Regions from separate parts of the Mus musculus genome. Here region 1 is linked to region 2. Evidence: chromatin loops called from intact Hi-C (ENCODE). Cell type or tissue: left cerebral cortex. All regions are shown on one strand.

Region 1 (8,000 bases), 110 kb after region 2:
TCTAGGTTTATGTCAAGTTGACAAAAGCCAACCAGCATAGTCTCTATCAGGGTGTCCTACTGATGGATAGGATCGGAAAGGCAGATTGACAAGGGAGCCGAGGGTGGGAAGAATAGAAAAAAGATCTGACTCCCACAGGCAATGAGCAGTCAGGGAGACTGTCGCTCAGAGCTGGCACCACCTGCCCTTCTCTTGTTTCTGCTCTAAGAGTCTTTCTTCCTCCTTGGTTATTAAGAGCAGGGAAGATACATTCTCTCATTGTGCGTAAGAGGCACAAATGGTCCCTGGCTCTTATAGCCTTTCACACCCTGGAGGTGGAACCCCAGTGTCTCTGTCTCCAGTTCGTCCTATGAGGCTAGGTTGCAGTATCACTTTCCCAGCAAGAATAAAATGGGATGAGGGATAAACTTTCAATATTCTAGGGAGAATGGGAGAAATGAAAGGCACAGACTCAGCTCAGAAGGAGCCACAAGCTGCTCAAGATGCGAGCGCATCACATCTTTATTAAATGCATCCATCATCAAGCTCCATAAGAGCCTTTGTGACGTCAGCCTGGATGCTGCTAGATTTCTTGGGCATTTCAGCTTAATCTTAAAGGAACTAAGAGACTCACTTTGCAATACACGTGTGGATGGATGCTTTATTCTATTAGTCATAAATGCAAAGTTCCTTCCTTCCTTCCTTCCTTCCTTCCTTCCTTCCTTCCTTCCTCTCTCTCTCCCTCCCTCCCCCTCACTCTTTCTTTTCTTTCTTTTTGGTTTCAAGATAAGGTTTCTTCATGTAGTCCTGGCTGTCCTAGAACTTGCTCTGTAGACCAGGCTGCCTTCGAACTCACAGAGATCTACCTGCCCCTGCTTCCTGAGTTCTGGGATTAAAGGTTTCCCCTGTCCCCGAAGTTCTTTCTTAATTAGGAATTCTTGAGAGACTGTTTTAATGTTTTATACAGAAAATTAGTGATTGCTATATCTTATCAAGTTGAGTTTATCTCTTTTTCTGGAATGCTAATAAAATACTGATGCTGTTAGTCTCCTAAACAGCTGTAGGCTAATCAGCTCTCTTTGGGCATCGGTCTTCAATTGGGAACCTCCCTCGTCATATTTACTGCCAAGCCACACTTCCCTTGTTATGTAGGGATGATATCTTCAATGCAATCAACACCTATCAATGTAACAAACCCACTAATTAGAGCTACTAACCTGACAACCCTGGTTTGTAATGAATCCTTGCTGCTTTATCATGTTTCCTATTTCACTCTTTGCATGCCTGTCTCAGAATTCCGTGGGTGAGAGCGATAAACACACTTGGTGTTCAGCTCTCGGAAAACAACAGATGACGCTTCTTTCTTCCAACAATTAGAACTGTTTTTGTTCTCTGAGAACCTATAGGCAAGGTCTTCTCATCATTATGAATTTCTAAAATGAATTATAAAAGGCATGATCATATGTTATCATACCACATCACAACCTTGTGTATTGGCAATAGAAATTGGACTTTAAGTTTGTGGTTGATAGACTTATTTTTGGCACTACTGACAGGAAAGCCGGAACTCGAATGTACCCAGGATGCTGTCAGGGACCAAGGCTGCTTCTGTCATTTGTCTTCATTTTGGAGGGGGAAAGATGGCTCCTTCCCCTTTGGCTTAAAATGAAAACAAAACCAAGCCTTTTCCAAGTCTGTTTACAGTGTTGGAGATTAACCTAAGGATGTCCTGCGAATCCACCAATGAGCTGGGCTCTCAGCCCCGCCTTTTGGCTTTGAACATCTGGGGCAGGGAAGATGGGGCTATGCCTACTTTCTGCAATGTGATTGGAACAAATGAACATATGTAGTCTACTTTTGTCGCAGGATTGGAGTCATTATAACTTTTAATTTAAAACCGGAAAAAGTCAGGCAAGGAATGGTAGTTCGTTGGTAGAGCGTTTGCTTAGTGTGAATGACACCCAGGGTTTGATCCCCAGGTGTAGTGATGTACCACTTGGCAGCCCAGCACCAGGGATATAGAGGCAGGAAGGTCAGAAGTTCAAGGTCATCCTGGGCTATATAGTAAGATCCACACCAGCCTAGGCTACATGGAACTGTGTCTCAAAACCAAATCAAACCAACCAACCAACCAACCAAAAAACCAAACCAAAATAAAAAACAAATCCATAATCTGGAACAAACCAAAACAAGCAGAAACACCTCACTGATTTCCAGTAAGTACCACGAAAGAAATAAGACCTTTCAGATTTAATTTATAATTTTCAGTTTCATTCTCATTTGAAGCTATGTTTTACCTCAGTTAAAGGATGTTTTTTCTTATTTCACTCAGGTGACTCTTGTCTCTCCTCATCCCTGAGCTCAGCTGGTCCTTCCATAGAGTGGCATCTGCATGGTGTGGTCTGCTTCACCTCTGCCAAGTTTGTTGGAGTAGTAAAAAGGCTTACCACAGCTCCTGGACTCAGTCCAGTGAACCACAGTTTTTTGGGCTAGGTACTTAGAAATGCATTTTTAATATGCTGGAAAAGTAAATGCCATGGCCATTAAACTTTCAGAACCACCGTCTTAGAGAGTCATTTTACACGGAAAACAAATTTGTTCTCTCAGTTGAAGCTCCTTCCAGGTCAATAGTACTCTGGGAGAAATGAAGCAAGAGTCTCACCCGGTGTTACAGCAAAGGGCTTCCCTAGCAAAGTCCCGTCCTGTGTTGCAGCAGAAGACTTCCCTAGTAAGCGGTCCCACACTGTGCTACTTGCTAGGGTCAAGGGGTCCCCTAGCAAGAGGTCCATCCTGTGCTACACCAAAGGGCTTCTCTTCTGTCCTTTGGAAAGTGGTTTTATATTTCCTGGAAGCCCCTAGAACAGTGATTCTCAACCTTCCTCAACGACTTCCAGCCATAAAATTATTTTTATATTTTCATTGCTACTTCATAACTGTAATTCTGCTACAGTTAAGCATCATAATGTAAATATCTCTGTTTTCTGAGATGGTCTTAGGTGACCCTTTAAAAGGGTTGTTAGAACTCCAAAGGGGTCACAGCCTACAGGTTGAGAATAATAGTCCTAGAGTGATTTGTGTTAGCAAATGTGGTTAATGGAAATGTTTTGCTCTTGAGGTAATACAATGCATAGCTGTGGGTGAGGTTAAAATGCTTAGAGCCTCATGCATTTGTTATATGGACCTAGAGCTACTACACACAAAGCCTGGGGCCTGGGTGTTTAACTCATCCAGATCTGGGAAGATGCTGTAACAAAAGGAAACGTGAAGGTGCTGGAAAGTTGTCATTTGAGAGAGCTTGCTGCTCTTCCACTGGTCAGGTGTTTGATTCCCAGCTATGTCAGGCAATGCCCAACTGCAGGCAGCTCCAGTTCTAGGGGTCCAACACCCTTTCTGGCCTCTGTGAGCACCCGTACACATGTGCTCATGCACACACATGCACACACATGCTCACACACACATACCCACCCAGACCCACACATGCGCACACGCGCACACACATGCATATACAGATACACACATACTTACATACACACACACACACACACATGCACATACAGACATGGACATACATGCATACATACACACACATGCACCTACAGACACATACATACACACATGTACACATAGGCATATAACACATAAATTTAAAAATAAATCTAAACAAGAGACACAAAGCTTTCTTATGTGGGTAGGAGGAAGGGGAAGGGGGATGAGTTGAAGGGCTAAGAGTGGGAGCACAAAGAGCACAAAGAGTTAGCAACTGACTAGGTGAGAGAACCAGAGAGAATGTGGCTAAGGTAGGAGAGTTTTTTTGAGCTCTGTTCTGTTCCTCAGGAGACGTTGCACAAAAGCCAAAGCCTTCCTTCAGGTGACATCACTCCCTGAAGCTGAGCAGCACCTCTCGGCTTCATGACTTTGTGGCTGTAAGGGCTGTAAGTGGCTTTCACACTCTTGTTTTCCAGTACTCCCCATCCTGTTGGGATTCACTCAGCACTACCTCACTACCCTTGCTAACTGCAAAAATGACATACACTTAAGAACACCTCTGACCTTAGATGCGGTGATGATCAATTTTTGTTAACCTGACTCAGACCTAGACGTACCTTGGGAGAGGGAACCTCAGCTGAGGAACTGCCTCCATCAGACTGCCCCGTGGGCATGTCAGCGAGGCTTATTCTTGATTTATGACTGATGTAGGTGTCATCTGGACAGGTGGTCCTGGGGAGTATAGGAAAGCCTGCTGAGCAAGTCAGTGAGCAGTGTCCTCATTGGTTCCTTTCTCTGTTCCTGGTTGAGTTTCTGCCTCGCTTCCTGCAATGATGGATTGCAATGAGACATGCAAGCCAAACAAACCCTTTTCTCCCCAAGTTGTTTTGGTCATGGTGTTTATCACAGCAACAGGATGTAAACTAAGACAGATGTCTTGGCGCTTCTAAACTCTGATGCCTCACTGAAATACTTGCCTTGTGGATTTGCCTTCTCTCTTGAATTCTGCTGACCTTTCTAGCTACTTCTGGATCTTGACAGCTTCTCTTTCACCAAAAGCTTTCAAATACGAGAGCATCATTCAGTCTCCTGCCACTTCCCCCTTCTTCTGTCTCCTCCTTACTTGAAACTACATGTTTCTGAGGCTTATAGACTAGAGTGGAGCCACAGCTCAGAGCTACAATAGATGTCTCCAACACACCAAGAACAGACTTCTTGACCTTGACCATGTCAGGAAACCCTGGAAGAGGTTCTTGGCTGATGAATAAAGATAAGATGTTTATGATCACACCTGACACAGCCACTTGCCAAGGCACCTGTCGTCATCCATCACTCGGCTGAGAGTGGAATTAAATATAAAACCACTCAGTGTACCCTAAGCTGGAAGGTTCCGGCTGCCAAGAAGTGGTGGCAAGATGACAGGGTTGGAAACAAAGGTGCCTTTGGGAGTTAGGCCTAGAATAGATGAGTGTAGGCAGTCTCCCCAGGAGACACAGCGGCTCCAGGGAAGGCTGGGGTTACAGCTCCCCTCCCTCAGATGTCCCGGGGGAGCAATGGCTCAATTATGGCAATTGTGCTCCTCCCTCTAAGAAGCATATCCAGAGCTTTGAGCTCCTCCCCTAGTATGTAGACCCACAGCACTATGTTCCTTTTGCACTCTTGTAAAAAATCCACTGCCCACTGCCTGCACTAAAGTTTGAAGTGGATCATTAAGTGTCTTCTATTAGTTTGATAATTTTAGATCTGGAATGTGTAATAATACATTTTAAGTCTTTTGTGTGTGTGTTTTTTCGAGACAGGGTTTCTCTGGAACTCACTTTGTAGACCAGGCTGGCCTCGAACTCAGAAATCTGCCTGCCTCTGCCTCCCGAGTGCTGGGATTAAAGGCGTGCGCCACCACACCTGGCTCATTTTAAGTCTTTAAAAACTTATTCAGGGGTGTGTGTGTGTGTGTGTGTGTGTGTGTGTGTGGGTGTGTGAGAGAGAGAGAGAGAGAGAGAGAGAGAGAGAGAGAGAGAGGTGTGTGTGTGTGTGTGTGTGTGAGCAGTGCATAGCTGACAGAGGCTAAATGAGGGCATCAAATCTCCTGAAACTGGAGTTACAGGAGGTTGTGCACCACCATATGGGTGCTAGGAACCCAGCCTGGTTCCTCTTCAAGAGCGGCTAGTGTGCCTAACTTCTTAGCCATCTCTCCAGCCCCTTGAGTTAATGTTTGTTTGTTTGTTTTTTAATGGAGTGGAAGATAGGGTCAAATTTCTTTCTTGTCATATGAATATTTAGTTTTCCTGGCAGTAAATTTTGAAGAGATTGTCCTTTATTTAATATATGTTTTTGGCAAGTTGGTTGGAAGTGAGTTGGCTGTAATGTACAGTGTTATTTCTGGAGATTCTTTTTTTTTTCCTCCACTAGTCTTTATGACCTCTGAAGTTGAAAATTACAAAACCCTGATAAAGGAAACTGAGGAGGACACCCAAAAATGGAAGGGCCTCCTGGATGTACAGACAGGATGGATAACTGTTCTTAAAACTGCAGCTTTTCTGATGGGGTACACACAGCAGTCCAGGCCCAACCATTGGGTGCTGGTCTGCCATACATTCTTCTTGTTCTTAGATTTGGGGTTGGGAGGCTTTTCACGACTGCAGAAGTCATGTGCACCATCACTATAAGTTCTGTCTCATGATTGCCTGAGGGTCAGTCTTAGTTTGTGATCTTGTGATTTTGGAATGTGCCAGGGAAGGGAAAGGCTGGGATGCTGGGACCTGAGCTAGAGGCCTCAGTGGCCTGAAGAGAGTTCTCCTGAGTCAAGTCTATAGCTCCAGAGCTGACAGCTTCAGGTTCACTGGTGCTGGAGTCAGATGTCAAGTGTCTTGTGTAAACAATTGGCTGTTTCATAGAGGATGACCCATATTAAAAACAGACAAAAACAAACAAACAAAAAAAAAACAAAACAAAAAAACAACAACAACAGCAACAACAACAACCTGCAGCTTTTCCTGTTGAGAGTTTCCTTCCGTTTGCTCCCTCGAATCCCTTTCCATGAGTGGCCTTAGATCATTTTGTTGTTGTTGTTGTTGCTGTTGTTTAAAGAAAGGCAAGGGATAAACAAAAGTATTAACCTATATACAAACTAGAAAGGTTGCCAATGTGTGGGAGTGGAGCCTCTTTCTGCTTTTCTGTATCTACTTGCTGGCTTGGACCGGGTTGCTCGCTCCTTCACAGTCCCTGCAAGCCACTTCCAAGGGGAATCTTTTGCTCTGGTCTCCAGGCTAAATTCCTTTTGTGTATGTGAAATCACAGCGCCTTTTCTTTTCTGGAAGATTCCTCACAGATCTCTCTCTCTCTCTTTGTCTCTCTCTCTCTCACTTTACATTTAAATGTTTTTATTTTATGTTTCTGGATGGTTTGCCTGTGTGCGTCGATGTGTACCATGTGAATGCAGTGCATGTCAAGGCCACAATAGGTCATCATATCTCCTGGGACTGGAATTACAGACAGTTGGGAGCCACCACGAGCATGCTGGGAATTGAACCCAGGTTCCTTAACAGCACGGCTGTCTCTCTGGCCCTGTGGAGAGCATTTTTAAGAGTCATAAAAGCAATGCACCGTTCCTTACTGCTTGATCTCTTTAGACATCTAGATACTGTGAGTAGCCTTTGTAGCAGCTTCTGCATACACTCAGGAATCATGTAGGGAGGTTACCAGAAAGGTGGGGGCGACAGACACAATAAAAGCTTTGAATCAAGGATATCTTCTTCTTGGCTGCTGTGGAATTTTCCAGGGCCTCTCTGAATAATGTTATCTCCCTGACTTTCTACTTATGTTAATCTGTCTTTCTAGTACAAATTTCTCTTTGCTTCCATTTTCCAAATTAGTTACAAGGAGGCTATGAGTCACTAGGAGGCAAGGAAATTAAAATTCTTCATGGGGTACAAAGTGTTCAGTACCATAAAAAGTATGAAGTCACCTCTGGGGAGATGGCTCTGTCAGTAAAGTGTTTACCTTTGTTTATTATGTTAGGGCCCAAGTTTAAGCACCAGAACCCATGTGAAAGCCAGATGCATGGTGTATGCATAGTGTATGCATAGTGTATGCATGGTGTATGCATGGTGTATGCATGGTGTATGCATGGTGTATGCATGGTGTATGCATGGTGTATGCATGGTGTATGCATGTAATCCCATGTTAGAGAGGGAGAGACAGGCAGATTCTTGGGGTTCATTGGCTAGTGGCTGAGTCGGTAAGCCCCAGTTCCTAGTGAGGTATCTCATGTCAAGAAAAACATTGGATGGTACTTGAGGAATGACATCCAAGGCTATTCTCTTGTGCCACATGTATGTATGTGTGGCTGCACACACACAAGTTCACAGGCCCACACACAACTGTAGATTCAGAATACAGACAGTCAAGTCAAACATCCGTCAAATTTTATGAATAAATGAACTGAGGCACACTATTGCAGCAAAGCTGACTGGCTAGGGATGGGAAACTTGGAAGTGGTATTTGCTTTGAGTCTCCCTTCCTCAGGTGTCCATCCT
Region 2 (8,000 bases):
CAGAGAAACCCTGTCTTGAAAACAAACAAACAAACAAACAAACAAACAGGCTACCCCCCCCCCAAAAGGGCTATACAGGTGTAAGGCAAGGGGCAAAGCCTGCCCAAGGGCTGGAGAGGCGCACAGAGTCCTTTCTGTGCTCACACAGAACCTGAGTTTGGTTCCCAGAGCCCACATCTGCTGGCCTACAAATGTCCGTAACTCCAGCTCCAGGGGATCTAATGCTCTCTTCTGGCCTCTGCAGACACTGCAGTCACTGCAGTCACACACACACACACACACACACACACACACACACACACACACACACACACAGCGAGACATACACAAACATACATATAAAGAAATAAAATCTTAAACAGCTCTTCTTCTGGTTTAAGGCAGGTGGATACGTTTTTATTTCCTTTCACAGATGTAAGTTTATGTCTTACTCAGTCTCTTTCATTCACGACACTCAGCCAAATCAGCTATGGAGACCTGGTAGAAGAAGGTACTTGCTGAATAGCGTGAAGCATCAGGTTTTGAATAGTGGGGGTCTGACGTTGGAAGTTTCAGAGGCCAGACCTGAGGCCAGGCCCTATGATGGTGAGATATGGGAGCAGGTGTGCTCAGGCCCCCATAGCTGAGGAGCAGGGATCCACTGAGCTTTCATGAGAGGATAGCATGTTTATGAGAACAGAGGAGAAGGGACTTAAATAGCTATACATTAATGCTATGCATGCATAATAGAATTGTTTCTAACCTTGAACATGCATAAGGATTGCCACATGGACCTTATTACAACGAAGACTGTAATTTATAGGTTTGGGGTGGGGTCTGAGATTCTGAACAACTGCCAGCAAGCTGCTGTTGCTTCAGGTTTGTGGGCCATGCTGTCATAGTAATAAGAACTCAGAAGATAGTTTTTAAAAAAGCCCTGATAAAGGCTCAGCAAGTAGGGATGCTTGTGTACCTGAATACCACAAGGTGGCAGGAGAGAGCTAGCTTGTGACTTGTATACACACACACACACACACACACACACACACACACCAATTTCAACCCAGATGCTTTTCAGCAAAACATTCACTTTAACATATCTTCCCATGACAATTTGCATAAAGCCAGGCCTGGTACTTGCTCAGGGTTAGGTACTGACCCTCATTGTTCTAGTATAGCTAAGAGGAGAAAATGTTGACCATTGAACTACAACACAACCTGGTTTTAGCAATGATAAAACAGAAATTTTAGAGTTGAGTATGTTGGTTTCTCTGGCTTCTGTTCACTTTCCATGCTGGGTTTTTTTCCTATCAGGTTTCTCAGCCTATCTATCTATCTATCTATCTATCTATCTATCTATCTATCTATCTATTCATCTATCTATCTAGACAGTCTCTCATAGCCCTGGCTGGCCTCAAACTCATTATATAGCCAGGGTTGACTTTGAATTTCTTCTTCTTGTTTTTTTTTTTTTTTTTTTTTTTGAGACAGGTTCTCATTGTGTAGTCCTGGCTGGCCTGGCCTGAACTCTTGTTGTATAGACCAGGCTGGCCCTGAACTCACAAAGATCCACCTGCCTCTGCCTCTCCAGTGCTGGGATTAAAGGTATGCCATATAAAAATTATTTATTGTTAATGTATGTACGTCTATGTATGTATGTATGTATGTATGGTGTGTGTGTGTGTGCGCGCGTGTGTGTGTGTGTGTGTGTGTGTGTGTGTGTGTGTGTATGTGTGTGTGGGCATGCATGTGCCACAGTGCCCACGTGGAGGTCAGAGGACATCTTTTAGGAGTTGGTTTTCTCCTTTTACCAGTGGCTCTGAGGCTCAAACTCAGGTTGACAGGGTTGCTTGGCAAGTGCTTCCATCTGCTGGAGCCCTCTCAGCAGGCAGACCTTGAACTTCTGATCCTCATGCCTTCATTCCTCAAGTGGAGAGAATTATAGGCATGTACCTGGTTTATACAGTGCTGGGGGTCTTGTATCCTAGGCCAGCATGCCACCAGCTGGGCCATATCCCCAGGGCATCATCCTACTTTAGACTTGGAGTGGCTAAGTTTCTCTGAGAGGCACGTCTGGACCTCTAATCTGGGTCTCTATGACCAGGCCTACACTCTCAGGCTGGAAGGACCACTGCCTCAGAGGAGTGTGCTCTGGGCTGTCTCCCTTAAGCCAAATACTCCCGAAAATATGGGGGACAGTGGTGCCTGCCTAATACATCTTATTTCCTTTCCATATGCATCCTCTTGGAGCCCAGCCCTTTGTATGCATCCCTCCACTGAAATGACTGGTTTGAACTCCACATGGTCTTTCTTCTGCCACCCCTGCCGGGGGAATCTTCGCTTGACCTGCTGTCTGCCTGACCTGCCTGCAGCCTCTGCTTCAGGCTCCTTCTGTGTTTCTATTGCTGATGCTTTGATATTGGGTGGATCAGACCTCATGTGTGAATGCCCAGCTCTGCCCTTGTCAACCATCTACTGAAAGTGTCTTCAGACAATCCAAGTTCTTCTTGACTAGATGGCAGGGATCTGGGAATGTGTTACTAATTACTGCTTTGAAGTCACAGGTCTTTCTGCAATCTTCTTTGCCCTTACTCTGTGATATTTTTGTCGTTGGCTTTACAGTATTATATTCTAATTATACATACTTGTCTTTATGCTACTTGTGGGGAGGGACTGGGTTTTTTTTTTTTTTTTTTGTTTACTCTTGTCCAGTACCTGGTACATAAATGATTCAGTGGAGTTGAGAGACGTGGCCCTAATTCACTAATTTAGCATCTACAGAAACCAAATTTCCTGGTCTGTGTCCTGCGTTGTAAGAGAGATCCACTTAGGAAGGCTCTTGTTTCAGGAGTGGATAGATCAGGAATGGGGTGGGTTGGGGAGACCAGTGATGGACTCTGTTTTGTATGGAGCCTGAGCTAGCGTTTCAATCTCTTTCTCTATGTTTTTTTTTTTTTGGGGGGGGGAGGGGACAATCTCACAGGATAGCTTTCTGACCGACTAAACTTAGTAAGTATGCAACCTACAAGAAGAGAAGCTTTTTTTCTTTTGCCTTCTGATTTTGGAAGTTTTAGTGCTTGATTGCTTAGCACCGCCATTGCACTGGGCGGTGGCCTTGCGTCGTGTTGCTGAGGCGGTTGCTATCACACACATTGCTGGGAAGCAATCAGAGTAAGGCTGTGGGGGTCAGGGTCCCAATATCCCCTTCCGGGAACTCGCTAAAGTGGTTAATTTCTTTCCTCTAGGCTCCATTTCTTCCTTTTTTTTTTTAAGATTTATTTATTTATTTATTTATTTATTTATTATATGTAAGTACACTGTAGCTGTCCTCAAACACTCCAGAAGGGAGAGTCAGATCTCATTACGGATGGTTGTGAGCCACCATGTGGTTGCTGGGATTTGAACTTCGGAAGAGCAGTCGGGTGCTCTTAGCCACTGAGCCATCTCACCAGCCCTAGGCTCCATTTCTTAAAGGCCTTCTACCAGCCAGTCGGTCCACGCCCCTGATGAGCCTGACCCCACCGGCACGCGCATGTGTGCCAGTGTGTGTATACACATTTGCGGAGGCCAGAGGCCAACCAGTATCCCTTCTCAGGACCAGTTCACCTTGTTTGTTCGAGACAGGGTCTCACTGCTTGGAGTACATTAATTAAGCTGGGAGAGACTCCCCAGTGCCACTAGGTCTAATTCCCCCTCCCCTACCCCCACGAGTGGAGGGCACACGGACTCAGGTTTGTGGATTTAACACAGCAAACACTTTACCAATGGAGCCTTTTCCCCAGCTCCACACATGGCCTATTTAGAGGTAGAGTAGATCGAAACCACAAGAGCACTTGGAGTGCAACCTAACTTTATATGGAGGTCAAGGTTGAAACACCAGCGAGGACCACCTCATGTTGTCATATTAAGTGTAAACCAGGGCCTTTGAGATGGCTCAGCAGGCAAAGGCACCTGCCAACAAACCTGACAGGGCTAGTTCAATCCCCGAGGCTCATACTGAGGAAGAAAACCACAAGCTGCCTTCCGATCTCCATACGTGTGTGAGCTGTGGTCACAACCCGGTCCTCAAAAATAAATAAATGTAATCTAAAAAATTTAAAAAGCAACACAGGATCAGTGACTGAAGGCTAACCTTTTTCTTGCTGATAAATGTTTTCCTGGGCATCTGAGGTGGCTGAGCTCTGCAACGCCTTCTTGCCCTCCTTCCTGTCGGGAACCTCTGAGCTCTTTCCCAGACCTGAAGGTCACACGAGCCTGGAGAAAGCCAAGGCTGGGGCTTCTCTGCTTGGGCAAACAGGGCCACCTCCCACTTTTGGGCTCGGGTACTTGAGTTGGAGTTGTCAGTTTCGCAGCTGATTCTGATGGACTTCACGACAGCTGCAATTACTGGGGCCTCGGCAGTGTGACAAAAAGCAGTTTTTAAGAAAATCGAATCTGTTTAAAGGAGGAAAAGAAGCTGATAATTGACTCGACTTTTAGTAACGTCAGCACGTGATTTTAGAGTCCCTTGTCTCAGCTGCTTGTTTTCTCCGTTTAGCAGAGGATCTGCATTCACTTGCTAAGGCATCTTTCTTAAGCCATGAAGTCATCATTTTGCAGAGGTTGTACCGCGAAAGTCAGTGTGGTGGTAAGACCGACAGAGGGCGCTGTGTTATTTCGGATAACTTCGGAAAGGTCCGAGAAGTTTGGTTAATGCCTTCAGAGCAAGCCCAGAGAAAGTGTGAAAGCACAGCGATTTAACCTCACTAATTCTTTTAGCAGCACGATGCAAGTTTAAAGAACAAAAATGGGGCGGGGGAGGGGGGGAGATTCGTCGCCTTTCCCTTTAGGTTTGAGTTCGGTGTAAAGAAAACTTTCCGTGTGTTTATCAGCTACAAAAGGGCTTACACAACGAATCGGCAGAACCCACGCACAGCGCACTGTTTTCTTGATGTATTTCAGGTGCCTCGGGGGTGATGGAAATGTTCTTAAATGACCCCAAGACGGTGTTCTGAAAGTGGTGTGACTCTTTTAACTTTGTAGATTTCAAAATAAAAAGTTGCTGATTGTATCAAGTCTAGTTTCCAGTGAATATTTTGTTTCCTTCCTTGGATTTCTCATTTCTTCCCTTTCTCCCTTCCTCTCTTCCTCCTTTCCTCCCTCCTCATCTTCCTGCATTTTCTTTATTCTGGATACCTCTCCCTAACCGGCTTTCAGGCTTTGGTATTTCTCTCCTGAAGCTGTTTTAGATTTATGTCTGCAGGTAGCACTTGGTGGTTACATCTGCCTGGCAATGGGGGGTGCTTATTGCCACAGATACTAATTATCTCATAAAACAATTTACAGATATATTATTTAAGAAAAGCAAGAATTGACAATAATCTCTGGGCTTTCAAGTTTATATAGTGAAATGAAAATAGTGTTAGGATATGGTCAAACTCACATTCTGCATATCAAAACCAGACAAACCCAGACTCATCTGTCTTGAAACTTCTCAATGCTTACTCAAATTGTTTTTATTCCAGGGGATTTTTGGACCCGAATTCCTCTGGGGTGGGATTTCACACACACTTCTGAAAGGCTCACAATGACTTGCTACAGCAAGGCTGTGGGATAATCTATCTGTATGAAATGAGGTGCAGCAGTGGGGGCTGGGGGAAAGCCTCCACTGGGCAAAGGACTTCCTTCCAGGACACTGGGGAGAGAACCTAAGCGAAGCCCAAAGGGACCAGAAGGAGCAAGGAACGAGAAGGGGGAAGCAGGGAAAGATGGAGAGTAAGGCAGGTGTGAAAGGTGATTTATGTGATGTGAATAAATACTAGAGACGGTAGCAAGTTAGTAGCTCTTCACAGCAGCCAGGCATGGATAAAAGGGAATAGGGCGGCTTTCAACTCAGGGCTCTTAGGAAATTTCCTCCCCCTTAAGGCTTACCCTACAGTCACTCTGGACACTTAGTGTGTGTCACTTCCCCAGCACAAGTGCTTTCATAAGGACGGTCTTACACTGAGGGATCTTCCAGAGACATCCCTTACTATGCATCTATAGAAGTCAGATATTGGTTAAAGTAGATGACAGAGGTTTCTCTCTGGATGACATGTGACTGGGGGCCATGCAAATTATATATATGACTTATTATATATAAAATATAAAAATATATAAATACATATGTATTTATATATCTATTATGTGTGTGATGTGCATGCATTTTGCTTGCATATGTACGGCACACTTTTGTGTGTGTGGGCGTGGTTACCTTCCTCAATTACTTCTGCTTTGTATATTGAAGGCAGGCTTTATTGCTTGGCATTTTGGGTAGTCTGGCTGGTCGGTTTGTTCCAGGGATTTCCCATATCTGCCTCCCAGATGCTAGGATTACAAGCAGCTGCAGTACCCAGCTGCTTTTATGTGGGTTCTGGGGATCTGAGTTCCAATCTTCAGCTCTCTATAGTAAGTGTCTGAGTCATTAAGACATGAACTCTCTCTTTCCCTAGAATTCCAGTTTGGTTCATGGATGTCGAGTTTTGCATTTCACCGTTACTTATAGAACATTGCTTGTCTCAGTTTGGTGTGCCATATAGTCTATAGCACATTTCAACAGCCATGAAAGCCATGCTTTAACTAGAGTTTTTGGCTATAAAGCCTGGTATCCTTAGGAGTCCCCTGTTAACGTTTTCTCAGACCCAAAGCCTAAGTCTAGGTGTGGCCATTGCAGATGTTAGCATATTGCAGATGGCTTGGGGGGAGTCTTGTCTCTCATAGTAGGTCCACAACAAGAGCAATGTCTGAGGACATATGTGGTTAGTGAACAGGCAGGGAACCCAGTGTTGGGTGATGTTAGAAGCCATAGGAGGGTTTTCTTTGGAAGGCTGCCACACCAAGAGAAATGGTTGCAACTTAAAAGGAAGAGGAAAAGTAACCAATCAGAGAACACAGAGAAAGGGTTTCTTTCCAGCTGGACGTGTAAAAGACTCAAGAGTAATGATGGGCATTGGGTTTCAGAGATGGACTTTGAGCCTAGGTGGAGTTGACCATCATCCTCCTGTTAAGGAGTCTTAGCCCTGGGGAAAGGTGGGTGTTTAATGGTGTTTCTCTTGTACTGGACTGGGAAAGGAAAGACAAGACACTAACATCAAAGACCTCATTCTTTAGCTCCTTCCTTAAGCCTGAAGAGACACTTTGAAACTAAGCCAAAAGACAGTAGATCTGAGAGTTCTGCCAAGGGTAAAAGGAGCCTATGGGGTTGTCTTACCACTCTAGGGTGGTCGAATACTTGCGCTAGCCAGGGCTCTCTAGAGAGTGTAGTCATCAGAATGTCTGGGATCCTGAGATGGTGCTCAGATTGGCTCTGAATCACCTCACAATGACTGTGCAGGCTGGAGTCCAGGGAAGCCAGCAGCTGCTCAGTCCAGGAAGCCAGAAACCTCAGAACAAGGGCAAGGACAGAGATGCTGCCCAAGGCCAAGGTCAAAGTCCTTCCAGGCCCTGGAGAACCAACCGTACGGATCTACAATCAAAGAACAATCATCCAGAGTCTAATGTCAGGGGCCCAGGGGATGCAGGAGGAGAGTGAGCTCTCTCTAGAGGTGTCACGTGGGGGACAGTCAACTTCCTTTCCTACCTTCCCATTTCATCTCACCCCCAGACCAACCAGAGAGGGTCTGGGCAGACCCTCCCTATTGCGTTTGTGGCTCTCACACTAGTTTTCCCAGAAACACCCCAGGCACACTCATTGGTGCTGATGCTTTTCTTTCACCCCAGGCTGACAACGAAAGTGATCATTGTTTTAGTTTGCTTTCCATTGCTGTGATAAACACCACAACCAAAAGCAACTTGGAGAAGGAAGCGTTTATTTGGCTTACGTATACATGCCACAGTCCATGATTGAGGGAAGTCAGGGCAGGAGCCTTGAGGAAGGAACTGAAGCAGAGACCATGGAGGAACACTACCTACTGGCTTGGTCCCCCTGGCTTGCTTAGCTGCTTTCTTAGACAACTTGGGACATCTTGCCCAGGGACTGATGGCATCACTTATACTGGGCGGGG

What was found. Hi-C counts contacts between places; a loop is a spot of excess contacts. Peaks named below come from ENCODE experiments on the same cell type or tissue, not always from the same donor. Only the 100,000 strongest peaks of a DNase experiment are listed, where the experiment ranks them.
Region 1: it touches region 2 in a loop (2.2-fold over the local background); 2 of 42 quality-filtered maps call a loop at or near these places.

Annotation. Positions count from the first base shown.
Region 1 is chr9:73,265,578-73,273,577 of GRCm38, forward strand. Gm27211 (predicted gene 27211) reads left to right here. Exons shown (of 4, transcript NR_166650.1): 4 at 2,312-2,540. Among named protein-coding and RNA genes, the nearest start is that of Gm27211, 77 kb to the left of the region's middle. In left cerebral cortex, no CTCF peak of the experiment used is centred here; DNase peaks (open chromatin) are centred at 4,840 and 7,230; H3K27ac peaks cover 1,496 bases.
Region 2 is chr9:73,158,495-73,166,494 of GRCm38, forward strand. No RefSeq gene overlaps it. Among named protein-coding and RNA genes, the nearest start is that of Gm27211, 30 kb to the right of the region's middle. In left cerebral cortex, CTCF peaks have their summits at 935 (motif pointing right) and 4,615 (motif pointing right); DNase peaks (open chromatin) are centred at 965 and 4,611; H3K4me3 peaks cover 292 bases.